Linked DNA regions of Mus musculus: region 2 is linked to region 1. Evidence: chromatin loops called from intact Hi-C (ENCODE). Cell type or tissue: left cerebral cortex. All regions are shown on one strand. Each heading gives the region's core, and the rest is flanking DNA. Links, peaks and the distances in the headings are about the cores only.

Evidence for each region. Peaks named below come from ENCODE experiments on the same cell type or tissue, not always from the same donor. Only the 100,000 strongest peaks of a DNase experiment are listed, where the experiment ranks them.
Region 2: a loop joins it to region 1, with 5 times the contacts of the local background. A loop is called at or near these places in 3 of 42 quality-filtered maps.

What each region holds. Positions count from the first base shown.
Region 1 is chrX:153,534,202-153,542,289 of GRCm38, reverse strand. No RefSeq gene overlaps it. Among named protein-coding and RNA genes, the nearest start is that of Cypt3, 20 kb to the left of the region's middle. In left cerebral cortex, for the core only: no CTCF peak of the experiment used is centred there; a DNase peak (open chromatin) is centred at 3,725.
Region 2 is chrX:153,703,840-153,711,927 of GRCm38, reverse strand. No RefSeq gene overlaps it. Among named protein-coding and RNA genes, the nearest start is that of Kctd12b, 12 kb to the right of the region's middle. In left cerebral cortex, for the core only: a CTCF peak has its summit at 3,984; a DNase peak (open chromatin) is centred at 3,979.

The sequences.
Region 1 (8,088 bases), core at 1,355-6,354:
TACAATCGAGATTCCTCTTTCTAGACAACACTAGCTTTTGTTAATTTGCCAAATAGCTATCCAGAACAATGAGAAAACATACATTGGAAAAAAGATATCCTCTTTAACAAGTGATACTTGGTCTAGTGGTCAAGTTCTATAGCATTGGCAATAGCATGTATGTTTGCAGGGGTGTATGTGTCTAGATTCCTTTAGCCAAGAACTAAAAGGAAGTTTACCCATTCCTATTGTCAGGGGGTTTTATTTGTTAGCATGAGTGTCTAGCCAGCGTGTTGCATCTTCCCTGCCTTCACTGGAGGATAACTTTAGTAAAACTCTTTTTACTGATGTATATGTTTTAGGAAGCTTCTGTAGGTCTATAGTGTTAGTTACCCCTTCCCATCCCTGTTTCTTCCTCCATCTTGACCTCCCATTCCCCATTCCATCAAATCTTTTCTGCTCTATTATTACCTTTCCCCCTTTTATATCACTGTATTCTATGCTCCCTCCCCTAAAAGATCTTCTTCCAGCCCATTGTCCCTTAGCAGTTACCTAATTTCTCTTTCAATGAAATAAAAATATCTAAAGAATTAATACCCATATATGAGAAAAATATGCAGTGTTTATCTCTCTGGGTTAGGGTTTGGTCTGGGTTATCTCCCTATGAATGATTGTTTCCAGTTCCATCCATTTACTGACATGTTTCATGATTTCATTTTTCTGAACAGTTGAATAATATTTCATTGTATAAATGTATTGCAATTTCATTATCTATTCTTCAGTTGCTGGAAATCTAGGTTGTTTCCATTTCCTGGCTATTGTGAATAGAGCAACAATACACAGTATTTCTATAATAATAGAGTCCCTCTTGCTGAAAATGCCAAATACTTAGGTCACAGAACATGGAAAATGAAATTGCTACTCACCTGGAACCCTTGTCTCTGCTGGCTAGCTTTTATGTTGCCAGAACATAGTGTAATATATCCTACTGAAAAAAAACTATCAATCTCTCCCAGCTCTGAAACCTGGGAACAACAATAAAACCTGGCCTGACAAGAAATGCCCACTGCTCCAGGAGTGGCACAAATGTCATGAAAATAAAATTTAAAAAAACCACCTTCTGACCTTTTTTGGACCTGCTTCATGAGATTAAACCCATTCCTGGCACTATAAACAGACCAAGAACCTGAGGCTAGCCAGACCCTAAGGGAAAACCTAATATATATATATTCTCTAATGAATTATTGTTAGACTCATAGTTCAATGCATCTCTCAACCCTCAGCAGAGAAGCTTCTCCTTGACGTAAGTGGGAGTTAACAGAGAGAATCTCAACTGGTCAATGTGCAGAAAATAGGAGACTGTGGCTTGCTTAGTACTAGATGTGAAGCCAATAATATCACACTTCTTGGTACCAAGCCTCAAGTGTTGATCACCCATAACTATCAATTAGAAAAACATCCAAATACAAGAGCTGAAGAATCATTCTTAGATAGTAAATGAATTAGGGAAGCAAAACATTAAAACCACTCACTAGTCATATGATGAAAGTACATGATGGGTAATTTTTGTGTCACCAATAAAGAATTAATGTTTTGGTGGCAACTTAACAAAGGCTATTCACCTAATGCTAGCATTGCTTCAAATTTTTCATAATCTTAACCATTGTAGATTTTTAAATATGTGTTGCTTTGGATTTGTCGAATACATAGAATATTAAGAATGAATTGAAAGGACTAGAGAGATGGCTTAGTGGCTAAGAGTGCTTACTACTCTTACTGAGGATCTGGATCCAGTTCTCATCAGCACAAAGTCCTGTAAATCCGGCTCCAGGGAATCCAACACCATCTTCTGATCTCAGAGGGTACTATCTGCATGTGGTACACACAACAGGAAAACATGAATATACATAAAATAGAAAATCTTTAAAAAAGAAGAACAAATTGAAGATTTATCAGCCTTTTAATGCAAATTTTATGGAAAACTTGATTCTATCAAAGTGTGTTTTAAAAGGAGGAACAAGAGGATAGAGAGATTGCTCGGCAGTTAAGAGTGCTGGCTGCTAATACAGAGGATGCAGGTTCAATTCCCAGCACCCGCATGATGGTTCCCAAACATCTGTAGCTCCAGCTCCAGGGGATCTGATACCCTCTTCTGGCCTTTGTGGTCAGTACATACATGGTACATAAACATTCACTTCAGCAAAACACTCATGCACATAAAATAAATAAAACATTTTAAATTATAAGAGAAAGAAGTGATAAGAAAAAAACTAAATTTAGCTAACCTTACTGAGGAAAGTTGAAGGATGTGACTAATAATGATGCTAAATAAAAATTTAAAAATTATAAAGTAAGACAGATGCTAAAATTAATGAAATATGTCTTCTGAAATAAATTGACTATGTTCTGATAAAAGGTTGGAGTATGAAGTAACAACTGCAAATTTATTGTTATATATATATATGGAGTTGGATATCTTGTAAAACTTTGTAGTTGGTGTCATGGCTACCCATATGTCTTCAATGTATTTATTTTGTTCAATAATAATGATCAGATTCCAAATTCTGAAACTGATATTTCTTTTAAGACCCTTTTACTCTGGAACAAATGAGAGGTCTGTCAGGGCAGTTGGCATCTATTTGCTGATTTGTCTGCAACATTCAGGGCAAGGAGCTAAAGAAATGAATATCTGGTTATATAGAATCAATAAAGTAATCCCATTATTACCCATTCAGTGCAATAAAGAATTAGGAAATGTAAGAATTTTATGCAATGACTGCTTTCCCTGCCATGTTAGCTGACATTTATTAGCATGCTCACTTATTAGAGTTAAGCGGATGACTGAGTTCATTGGACATTTCTGTTGTTTGCACCTTTAACCTCTGAAAGTTTCCATAGTATTGCCTGTAATTAATCCTACCAAAATCCCCTCTTTCCTAAAAAGAACCTACAAGGTACCCCCTGCCAGGTTCAGAAACCGGGGTAAATAACAGATGAAGCAGGAAAAAGTTCAGAGGAGACATTTGCAGGGCTCTGCAGGGAGTCAAGGCAGTGGAAACTCAAAGCACTTGCCTATTGAATGAAATAAAATGTTCTTCAGAATGGCTTCCCTGCTGTTGCACTTGGCAGGTAAGCAGGAAGATCCCAAGCAGAGGCCAACATTGAAGGGCAAACTGGAATTGATTATCATTTCTATTCAGTTAATTAGGCCTCATTTCAGCTGGGTCAGGAATCCTAATCTTTTTGTCATCAGAGAACTGTCTTCTACCTTGGCTGTGCACAGACATTTTTTAAATAGCATGGTCAAGAAATAATAAAAATAATAATATCAATTGTGAGACATCTCCTATGCCCTTTACACATTTTTTTAAACATTCAGTCTGCATCAACAAGTCAGATAAATCTATTCAATAGAAGGTGAAGAAGGATATAGATTTGGACCTAATATCCACACCAAGACTTATACTTGTTCCAACAGCTTACAGGCTGTGGTCCAGCTATTCCACCAATGGCTATCCACCAATGGGAAGTCAAAACATCTTGTAATTGTTATAAGACTAGATTTCTCAGTTGGTCTTCAGTATCTGCCAGAACTCTGAAAGAGCAGGCTGTAGTGCTGATGAAGACAATAATAGACTTGCAGCCAAACAAGGCAAGCAGGCAAAGAAAACAAGCTTCCTTTTTGCTATGTCCTTTAAAAGGTGTGGTTCAGATTAAAGATGTGTCATCTTACCTCAAAGATCCAGGGTAGAAGTAGGTCTTCCCACTTAAAGTTATTCAGTTAAGAAAAAAAAAAATCCTGCACAGCTGTGCTAAGCCTCTTGGGTTTTAGTTAAATCCAGATATAGTCAAGTTTACAACCAGATGGCTTGACTGAACGGGCTATATAAAATCAGGTAAGTTATTTTATGTGCCACACTTCTGTCTTCTTGGAAATATTTTCGGATCATATTGTTGGAGAGTTGTTACAAGTCTTTGAAATTTTCATGCAATATATTTTTGTCTTATTTACCTCTCCTTTCAATGGCCTCTTCCTTCCTATCCCTTCAGTTTATGCCCTTGTTTATTTTCCCTTAGAAGATAATTACCTTGCAGCAAAGGCGCTGCTGGTCTTCAGGCTCCTACACCCTTAATGATTTTTTATTAGATATTTTCTTCATTTACATTTCAAATGCTATCCCGAAAGTCCCCTATACCCTCCTCCAGCCCTGCTCCCTAACCCCCCACACACACCCCCACCCCCCGGCTTCCTAGCCCCGGCATTCCCCTGTACTTGAGCATATAAAGTTTGCAAGACCAAGGGCCTCTCTCCCCAGTGATGGCCGACTAGGCCATCCTCTGCTACATATGCAACTAGAGACACGGCTTTGGGGGATACTGGTTAGTTCATATTGTTGTTCATTCCATAGGGTTGCAGACCCCTTTAGCTCCTTGGGTATTTTCTCTAGCTCCTTCTTTAGGGGCCCTGTGTTCCATCCAATAGATGACTGTGAGCATCCACTTCTGTATTTGTCAGGCATTGGCAGAGCCTCTCAGGAGACAGCTATATCAGGGTCCTGTCAGCAAAATCTTTCTGGCATATGCAATAGTGTCTGGGTTTGGTGACTGATTATGGGATGGACCCCTGGATGTGGCAGTCTCTGGATGGTCCTTTTTTTCCGTCTCAGCTCTGAGCTTTGTCTTTGTAACTCCTTCCATGGGTATTTTGTTCCCCATTCTAGGAAGGAAGGAAGTATCCACCCATTGGTCTTCCTTCTTCTTGAGTTTCATGTGTTTTGCAAATTGTATCTTGGGTAGTCTAAGTTTTTGGGTTAATATCCACTTATCAGCGAGTGCATATCATGTGAGTTCTTTTGTGATTGGATTACCTCACTCAGGATGATATCCTCCAGATCCATCCATTTGCCTAAGAATTTCATAAATTCAGGGGCTGGAGAGATGGCTCAGTGGTTAAGAGCACAGACTGCTCTTCCAGAGGTCCTGAGTTCAATTCCCAGCAACCACATGGTGGCTCACAACCATCTGTAATGGGATCTGATGCCATCTTCTGGCATGCAGGTGTACATGCAGACAGAGCACTCACATAAAATAAAATTAAAAAAAAAGAATTTCATAAATTCATTGTTTTTAGTTGCTGAGTATTACTCCATTGTGTAAATGTACCACATTTTCTGTATCCATTCCTCTGTTGAGGGACATCTGGGTTCTTTCCAGCTTCTGGCTACTATAAATAAGGCTGCTATGAACATAGTGGAGCATGTGTCCTTATGACAATTTGGAACATCTTCTGGGTATATGCCCAGGAGAGGTATTGCTGGATCTTCTGGTAGTACTATGTCCAATTTTCTAAGGAACCACCAGACTGATTTCCAAAGTGGTTGTACCAGCTTGTAATCCCACCAACAATGGAGGAGTGTTCCTCTTTCTCCACATCCTCGTCAGCATCTGCTGTCACCTGAATTTTTGATCTTAGCCATTCTGACTGGTGTGAGGTGGAATCTCAGGGTTGTTTTGATTTGCATTTCCCTGATGATAAGGATGCTGAACATTTTTTCAGGTGTTTCTTAGCCATTTGGTATTCCTCAGTTGAGAATTCTTTGTTTATTCCTGTACCCCATTTTTAATAGGGTTATTTCACTGAGCCTTAGGTGCAGGTGTTGTGTTGTAGATGAACCAGTGAGGTCTGGGCTGTAGCAGTCTTCTGCAGCAAAAAGCAGTTTCGTTAATTAGAAATGAGAACTACAGCCTTCTCTTGGTATAAGGATGAGTATTTAGAATGCAATTACTAATTATGCTGGTTTCCACAGGTCTCGTTACCTATTTTATAGATGTAAGAACTGAGACCCCAGGAAAGTACAAGAATTAGGCTAAGAGAATAAGGGTTAAGAATAAGCCCAGATATCTCCATCTCTAATAAATGCCTCTCAATAGGCTTACATATTACAATCAACAAGAGAGGCTTTTAAAGATTCAGATTGGAAGCTGGAGAGTTGGCTTTGTGGTTAAGAGCACTTGTTGCTCTTCTAGAGAACCTGGGTCCACTCTCTAGCACCTGTGTAGGACCGATCACAGTCTCCTGTAACTTCAGCTCCAGGATATCCAGTTCCCTCTTCTGGCCTCCATGGCTACCTGTACATATGTGCCATTTACACAATATACATGATCTAAAATTAAATTATTTTTAATTTATTTTATATTATATAATTTATTTTATAATTAAAATTAAAAATAAATTCAGATGCTCCAGACTGGTCCTGAAATGGGTTTGAAAGAGTATGCAGTGTGTGGGTTGTAGATTTCCCCAAGTACTAGCAAGTTTGTCTTTTGTTTTTGTTTTTCCCTCTTACTTTGAGTTTATTTTTAATATTTTATTATATTTATTTTCTAGTTACACTTTGAAAGTTTTATACATGTAAACCGTGTTTATTGATCACGTCCCCCTCTCCTTCCCTTCCAACACTCCTCTATGATCCTTCCAACACAAGTCTATGTTCTTTATCATTTTTAATAAAAATATGTATAAAATGCTTCTCAGATAATTGTAACTTTTGTAAAACTTTTTTATCCACTACACACATTTTCCCCAAATTTGTCATCACAAAAATTGCTTAAGGTGGCTGTGAATGTAAATTTCTATTCTATTTTCCCAAGTATTCTGATTCAGTCAGTACAATTGGCACCTGCCAAGTTCTAGTTATAACAGCCATCACGGGTCATTCTTCTGATGAGGAAAGGTTTGAGGAACATCACAGGACACTACACTTTCTCCCAGTACCTGTACTGTAAATGTTCAGTACAGCTTTTAGGAACTTTATCTCTACAAAAGAATGTAGATAAAACTATTTTGAGACGTTTGTTAAAAAGTAGATTTTCTTTCTGCTAAATTGATGTTCAAAATAGTACCAGTTCATCCCCTCTTTGAGTTTTCTGTGATGCATATCTTATTCTTTTTTTTGGGGGGGGGGTTGGGTTTTTTGAGACAGGGTTTCTCTGTGTAGCCCTGTCTGTCCTGGAACTCACTCTGTAGACCAGACTGGCCTCAAACTCAGAAATCTGCCCACCTCTGCCTCTGTCTCTGGAGTGCTGGGATTAAAGGTGTGCGCCACCAAGCCCGGCTTGCCTATCTTATTCTTGGAAATCAACATATCTTCCAATCATTTTCATATCATTGGCATTATATCATACCAATGATTGTGACTAATAGAAGTTTGTCTCCCTCTGGTGCCCTATCTCTATCAGTGTAAAAAGAAATAGGGATGGGTTCTTATTTCAGTTCATTCTTTCTTTTCTGTATAAGCCCATAATAAATGCATCAAAGAATGAAGCCTCAATGTTTACTTCATTTTAAAAGAGGTATCTTTTTTTTCCCCAAGACAGGGTTTCTCTGTATAGCCCTGGCTGTCTTGGAACTCACTTTGTAGACCAGGCTGTCCTCGAACCCAGAAATCTGCCTGTCTCTGCCTCTTGAGTGCTGGAATTAAAGGCGTGTGCCACCACTGCCAAGCTAAAAGAGGTATCTTACTTAAACTCAAAAGACTTCAAGAGCCGGACAACTAAAAAAAATGTTCAGACTTTCCATTTGGTGATCTAATAAAGAATGGTGGTCTGAATGCCTGTATCATGACTAAATGTTTTTACATAACCATAAACCTATAGGAAAACATATTTGGAAACCATCCTGGCCTCAAAGAAGGGCAATCTCCAAAATAGCAGAGTCTTTCTGACAACAGATATGACCTGAAATGGGCATAATCTCAATATACCTGGTTGAAGGCAGACATTTGATTCTTTTTTTTTTTAAGTTTTCAAGACAATCACTGTGGTAATTTGAATGAAAACAATCCCATAAGGAATGGCACTATTAGGAAGTGTGGCCTTGTTAGAGTGGGTGTGGCCTTGTTGGAAAGTGTGTCATTGTGGGTGGGTTTTAAGGTTTCAGAAGCTCAAGCCAAGCCCAGTGGCTCAGTCTCTCTTCCTGCTGCCTGTGGATCCAGCTGTCATATTACCAGTTACCTCTCAAGTACTATGTCTGCGTGCATGTCACCATGCTTCTCGGCATGATGATAATGGACTAAATCTCTGAACTGTAAGCCAGCCCCAATTACATGT
Region 2 (8,088 bases), core at 1,532-6,531, 170 kb before region 1:
AGGTCCTGAGTTCAATCCCAGCAACCATATGGTGGCTCACAACCATCTGTAATGAGAACTGATGCCCTCTTCTGGTGTGTCTGAAGACAGCTACAGTGTACTTATATATAATAAATAAATAAATCTTTAAGAGAAAATACAGGGTCATAGTTCAAACCCCCACTGCCGTCAGGAATGGAGTGGAAACTGAGGAAGACAGATACAGGGAAGGTATTAGCTAGCGTGACTACAGACCAGCAACCCATATTTCATACTGACTTTTACTTACAGACGTCCACTATAAATGTCAAGTCATACAGAGAAAAGGAAAGATGTGGGACTTTATCTTATGAGATAAGAGTTTACAGTTCTATGCATACCTTCCAGCTGGGACCAGAAACAATGGAGTTTCCATTATAAAAATTGGGGTTGTAAAACTGAGGCTTCCTGAAAAATTCCTTTAAAAATCCTGGCCTTTGGAAAACAGGAAAAGCCTGGGGAATCAGACTCAATGCCACAGGAAGGGACCCTGGGGATAAAGTCCATCATTCCAAGCCAGAAATCAGCCAACATTCCTGGTTGTGCTTAGACACCTGACCCACATACAGCATAGGGATTAGAACAAACCAAACTACCAGCCCATTGACTAACCTAACTCACTGTGACTGGGGCCAACCTAAATTAACATTAGAGGATTTATAAGGGACTAAAACTTACCTAATATCCAAAACCTTTAATCTAGGCATTTCCACTCATTCTAATGCTGGCTATTCTGATTTACAGGTTAATTCATATGGATAACAAAAATAAATCTGAGTCCGAGACTACTTGGAGGGCATGTACCATTGGTTTGACTAAAAGCACCTCTTCTGATGCTTTCCAAACTAAGTAGACAAGTTGATCAGGACCTAGAGGTATTAAAACAACAGTCAGTTCCCTTGTAGAAATGACCCTACAAAATTACAGAGACTTAGACTTACTTCTCATGAGATTGAAAAAACAGTGTATGGCTTTGGGAGAAATCTGTTGTTGTATAGTAATTGACCATGAGTAATTTGAGAAAATCTTGCCATAGTTGGAGAAATATTCAGTGCAGTCTCTGTTCTCTTGGTCCCTGTGACTAACAACTCTGCTCCCAGCACTGTCTGAGCTTTTGATTCTAATTTTGATTGGATTAGCAGCTGGGCTCTGTATATTAAACTGAAACAGGATGAGTCCATGATCTTGTTCACTCATTCACTAAAACCAATGGAGAATATAACAGGGCCCTAGACCTTAGCACAACTGGCTCCATGATGGATTCAGGCTGTAAAACATAGCACATAAAGAGAACCTCTTGCCAAAAATAAAATTAAAGACATAAACTATCAAAGTCTATAGTTCTGGGAGTCTCTAAATGTACTAACCTCATTTTTGGTTTCTGTTGTTCTGCTTCTGGCTAATTGTTTCTGTTAACTGAAGTATGTCAACTCGGAACATGGTTTTTGTGCTTAAAAGCTTACCTGAGAAAAGCTCATGGCTTCTCTAGGAGCCAGAATATCTTGTGTAGTCACCAGACAACTAATAAAGACTTTTTATTGGCTTGAACCCACATCTGAGCAGTCGTCTATGGTGAATACCCTACAGTTTTCTAGGTTTTAACAATCACTGTTCAACTTTCTGTATTTACAAACTTTGCTTGCTGTTCTTCCAGAGATTCCGAGTTCAGTTCCTAGCACCCATGTCTGGTGGCTTTCAACTGCCTGTACCTCTGGCTCCAGAGGATAGAAAGCCTCTTCTCTCTTCCTCTATCACCTGTATTTATGTGCCATACATTCACATAGGCTCTCATATACACATTTTTCTGCTAATTTCGTTATTCATTTTACATCCCAATCACAACCCCCGTCCTCCCAGTCCTACCTCCCATGGCTTCTCCCCCACCCTCTTGGGTGGAAGCCCCCTTGGGTATTCCCCCACCCTGGTATATCAAGTCTCTATAGGGTTAGGCACTTCCTCTCCCACTGAGTTCAGTCAAGACAGCCCAGTTAGGGGAAATGGATCCGCATACAGATATCAGAGTCAGGGCAAGCCCCTGCTCTAGTTGTTGGGAGACCTGTATGAAGACAAAGCTGCATATCTGCTACATATCACACAGACACATTTAAAAGATGAAATCAAATCTGAAAAAATTTGACTACTGTGGGTACTTTATACCGGTGGAATTGAAGCAATGTTTTTCTTTTCATGACTCATTTATCTTGTCTGTTTAATGTCCTCACAACCTGTCCATTGTTGAGAATTTCCTTCCTTTAAAAAATTAAATGGTTCTGCAAGTCAAGGTACTTGTTATGCCAATCTCTGTGGCCTGAGTTGGATCCCAGGGACCAACAGGATGGTGGCGAGAACCCGTTCCTACAAATTGTCCTCTTCCACATACATTCTATGGCATGTCTCTCTCTCTCTCTCTCTCTCTCTCTCTCTCTCTCTCTCTCTCTCTCTCTCTGTCACACACACAAATAAATAAATACAATTAAAATCTTAGAAACTTAGCATATTGCATATATATTATACACACAGCACATTTTGTTTGGCCATCCATCCACTAAAAAACGCTTGTGTTGATGCTACATTGTGAATAATGATGCAGTGAACCTGAGTATACAAACACTTCTTGAAGACTTTGCTTTCAAATCTTTCAGATGCATACTCAAAAACAGAATTTCTGAGTCCTTTGGTAACATTTGTTTTAACTTTACTTTTTTTCTATCCTAGCCAGTATCTCCCCCCTCCACCTATTCTTCCTAATATTCTTTTTTTTTCTTATATTGTTTGATTGTGTATGGATGTGCACATGTATACTTGACAGCTTTGTAAAGTTGGTTCTCTCCTTCTCCCATGTGGGTTTTGATGATCCAAATCAGGCCTTCAGTTTTGGTGGCAGCTAACACTTTCCAAGATGAGCATCCTCACTGAGTTCTTGTCTTATCTTTAAGCAGCCACCCCAATGTGTAAGAAGTAATAGCTCATCATGGTTATCATTTGTATTTCCTTAACGATTAGTGACGCTGAGTGCTGGTTAGCCATTTATGCATTTTAGAGGAAGATCTATGGAGTGGGGGATTTAGCTCAGTGGTAGAACAGTTGCCTAGGTGCAAGGCCCCGGGTTTGGTCCTCAGCTCTGGAACAAAAACAACAAAAAAGACAAAATAGATGAAGATCTACTTTAAAATCCTTTGTCCGGTTTAAAAATTCTCATTCCTGATGTCTTGTGCTGTAAAAATTCAGATAGACAAGGAAAATTAAGGAAGCATGAGAAGAGAAAAGTACCTTCTCACATTGGAGTTTGTTTAATCTTCTTACTAGAAGAAAGGAGTCCATCACAGTTAACATGTGCCAGGAAGGTGGCTGACACAGAGACAGTGTTCCTTTCCCATAGCTTTATAAACGAAGATGCTAAAGCAGCAGCAATTTGTGCTTAAGTTCTAAGAGGAAATAGCCTTTTCCCTTTCTCCTCTGCAAGCCTGTTGTTTTCCAGGAATCAGGAAATACAATTACAGTAGAGGATAGGTCTTAAGCCCCTTTGTAAAACCTTTGTGGCTCATGGTTTACCATATCAAGATTACACTCTTACCCAAGGTATCCCCAAACCCACCTTAGAATCTCCTTTATTAAAATATAAGGAAAAAAAGGAAAAAAGTTTCTTAGCTACTCATTGAGTTCTAACTTGAGAGCTACTAAAATTGGATATAAGGCTTCAGCCAAGACAGTTAAATGTGAAAATGTGATTGTTCCTTTAGGAAGCCACATTCATCCTTGGGTGTAACTTTTTATTTCCATGAGGGCCTCTCCTATTTACCCCATATCTAAGGTTATGTTAATTGATCTTCTTAATAAACCCCACCTCTCCTTAACTCTGACTCATCCTGAAATTCTTTCCTGTGGCAACAAAGTAAAAAATCCAAGCTTTGCTCGAGAGGAGGGCTCTGAAAAGTACTGTTCAGGCTGCTGCGGCAGGTGGCAGTATAAAGCTGTGTCTCAGACTCCTCATCTGCTGCCACTGCCAGGAAGAATTCTTTTCTTCCTATAGGACCCCCACCAGACATAGGACTTCCTTACGCAGTTTGGTATTCCACAGCTTGCCTTTCATTCTGTCATGTCGTGCACTTAAGATTTTAATATAATTTAATTCACCACTTCTTATTAACTGTCATTTTGATCTTGTAGCCAGAAAATTATTCCCACTTCTCCCTTCCTCCTTGGCCTCCAATAATTTTCTCTGAATATTCTGTAAGTTTTAGCTCATATATTTTTTTGTCTTTGATCCATCATGTGTAATTTTTTTTCTATGTGATTTAAAGTACGGGACTAAATTCTATTTTTCTTTTCTTTCTTTTTCTTTTGCTCTTTTTTTCCCCAATACATAGCTAGTTTCACCAACACATTTGATGGAAAATATGCTTTTCCTATTGAATCCTCATAACACACTTGTCAGAATAATTTTGTTAACAGAATTATTAATGGTCACAGAGCCTTTGGCCTGGACAACCCAATAAACTAGGTTCAGCCATTCATCCTTAATAAGCCAATTAAACAAACAACTAATAGAAAAAAATGAGATTTATCCAATGTGGCTACATTGAGAAAAGGACAAAAATCCACTAACACCCTTCACTCCAAGTCTATATATAGTAACAGAACAAAGAGAGTCATAAATCAAGGTACTTTCAAAGTCCTTTGATGAAAATGTTGTATAGGCTGGTTATAGCAAAGTAGATAAATCTCTGTTATAGGCCTCACATATCAACCAATGACTTTCTTAGCCTTTAGCCTTTCGCCTGATCATCATAAACTAAGGAGGAAAATAGTGATTATTTCAGAGACTAAAGATGGTATTTTGGCTCCTCATGCGTAATGTTAACTTTAACATAGCTATGAGGATCTTTTCCCTAGGAACTTCAGTTTATAGTATGTAATGAAGCAGAATTGGAGATTTTGTTAATTTTTTTTTTTTAAATATAAGCATAGCTGTGCGAGTTAAGAAAGTCTCTTAGGGGATGGTCTAGTCGGCCATCAATGTGAGGAGAGGCCCTTGGTCTTGCGAAGATCATATGTCACATTACAGGGGAATGCCAGGGCCAGAAAGCAGGAGTGGGTGGGTTGGGGAGCAGGGTGAGGGGAGGGTATAGGGGATTTTCGGGATAGCATTTGAAATGTAAATGAAGAAAATATCTAACAAAAAATAAAATGAAAAAAAAAAGAAAGTCTTTTAGAAAGACACACCAGAAAACATAGACTTCTCTTAAACTATCTTAGGAAGTAAGATATACCCAAGTGTGGGTATAGGCTCCCGGAGGGAGAGACACAGCTATCTTAGCAAGAGCCATTTTTGTGGGTCTCGAATTAAATCATACAAAGTTGCTGTGAATCATTCTCTCTTTTGATAAGGGAGATAAGGAAGGTGGCTCTGAAGACGGAGTTATAATCTGGTAAAAGGAAAACAGGAGCCACAAGGGTTGCACAAGGAATTTAGTTCATGCCCTTTAACCTGGAAATGTGGCTTCTGGGCAAGATTCCTATAAAATTGGAGGTTTACAGCTGAGAAGGAAGGAAGACTCTTAAGTAGTTAGTAATTGTGTTGGAATTCTTGCTATTTGTGCCTTTCTACTGGCAGGAGGCCAAAGTGGTTTCTCCTTTAACTTCTCGTATCCCCCAAAATTTTCCTGCCCTTTAATCCAGCCTTCATCTTACTCCTCATCTCTCATTTGATTTAAAGATTTTCAGAAAATCTGTAGTTTTCCTTTCAATTGACTATTCCACAATCTTAACTGGAATTCACATCCCCTAGCAGTGCACGTGCTGTCCCCATTAAATCTCAGGTCATCACTCACAGTGCAGATATTATTTTTGTAAGACTAAGATAAAGAGTCAGGCAGTTTCTAGGCAGGGGACTAGAAAATGGGCAATACTCCTTCTTTCCATTAACAACCAGTTCTGTCTTGACTGGAGCTGGAAAGATCTGTAGTTCTACAGAAGCCAGAAATGCTTAGAGGCACAAAATCATTTTCTAGTTTCCTACCAGTTTCTTTCTTCTTTTACATATCAATAGCTACCTGAAGCCATGGGTGACTAGATACTTTCATGTCCCCTTAAGTTGTGACCAAAACTCCAGTCCAGCTACCAGGACATAAAAGGATAGGTAAGAAAATTGGACTTACCAGTTACCCTCCATTTTTCAATCCAATAAAGTCTTATTGACCTTGGTGGGACATTGAGTGGCAACCCATTCTTGGAACCCACTCTTGCTATACAGGACCTCTGCTTATCTCCCTTCTCTCAATCTCTCACCTATAATAAGACTCCATTCTGCTACTCATGTGATTCTTTGAGTTCCAGAGACAAAAGATCTGGAAGTCACAGGTCTAGGTAGTTTAGTGGCCTGTTGGCTGTCCTGCACCCTAAGCTGCCCAAGTTATTGTTCACCTGAGTTGAGAAAGACTTCTGTTACAGTCAAACATTCCAAACTTTTTTCCCATATTGTCATAGAAATAATGTAACTTCCCAATGAGAATTCACTCCACACACTTCAAGGCCAAGTTTTTCACTGAAAATGTGTGTGACTTGCTGTCAGTACTACCTAAGGAAGAGCTGGCAGCATATAGAAGATTTCACCAGCTAAGATACAACTTATGCCCTTATCCCCATATACTGTTATCCTTAAATTTCTTTCAGGTTCTGGTTCCTGGTTACACTTTTGAGCAATTTGATCAGAGACAGGAGACTCAAGTCTGACTAATTGGGCAAATGGGAGATTCACACAGCAAAGACACTGCCAGAATTATGTCTTAAATATACCTTTCCAATAGTTGTTACCCAGGTTCATCTTGCCCACCTGGCAGAATTATAGGGTTTGTTTGTTTGTTTGTTTGTTTTTGATAAGGGCATAGGGGACTTAATGACAGACCAGGACTTACTAGTGGTTGTGACTCTGCACTGCCTTTTGTTCTGTTCTGTGAGGATGGGCCTAATGGCTGGTTAGTCCTGGTAAACAAGCATTGCAGCCTCGCACTGTTAATTTCACTTATCTCTAACAGTCCTGCTTCACATATCACTGATCTTTGGGGTACTTTGGAGACAGCACTTCTTTAGATTAAATTCTACTTCATGTGACTTAATACCACCTAAGCTATCTATCAGCTAATCCTTTATAACATCAATTGTTTTACTTCAAATTTCTCTTACATTATTTGTAATTACATATTACATTATTACATTTTCTCAATTCCAACAAAACTCCATTTTCACCAGATATTTCTTGATTCGTGTTTTCTTTATTAAACATTTCAAAAGACACAGGAATATCTTAATTAGCCCTCTGTGCTCGTTCAGCTTCTTTTTCTCTTTGCTTCTGAGCTTCCTCCTCCTATCATCCACCCATGACTCAGAATTCTTTCTAGGATGCCTGGATACTACATACAGACACTGAGAGGATTTCTCTTAAAAAGGTCCATCTCCCAAAGGTATTCTTTTTCTAGTTGTTAATAAAATAAAATTTTAGACACCTAAAAGTCGCCAATGAGGAGCAATGCGGGTAAATAATCAATCCTAATTTCAATATGTCACCTTTAATGCATTAGAGAACCTTTTGCAACTATCTTATTCCCTATGATCCTGCAGTTTGGTGCTTCATAACAATAATAATCTCAGAAACATAGGACATTTGTAGAAGTAGAGAGTGTTTAACATAGCAGTGAGAACTGGTCGCACACGTCTTACTTTTCTTCAGAAGCCATTGAATTTTGCTTAAGTGACCAGTGCAATATAAAACACAGGGATGATCAGTCAAAGTGTAACAGTTAGAAAATTTAGAACACATGTTTTTACATATAGAATAAACACAAGTATCAAATTCATCCAAGTTACTAGTGAGGGAACTGGCAGAATAATGAATTATTTCAATATCATCTGGGAAACTAGGTATTTTCATACATCAAATGTAAAATGTTATTTTAAAAAGTATGCAAAGCTAGATACAACACTGTTTAATATTATAGTACCATACATATAAATAAATCACACTTTTTGGGGTTATAATTTTTTTCATCAGAAAGAAAAATCATTTGTATATCT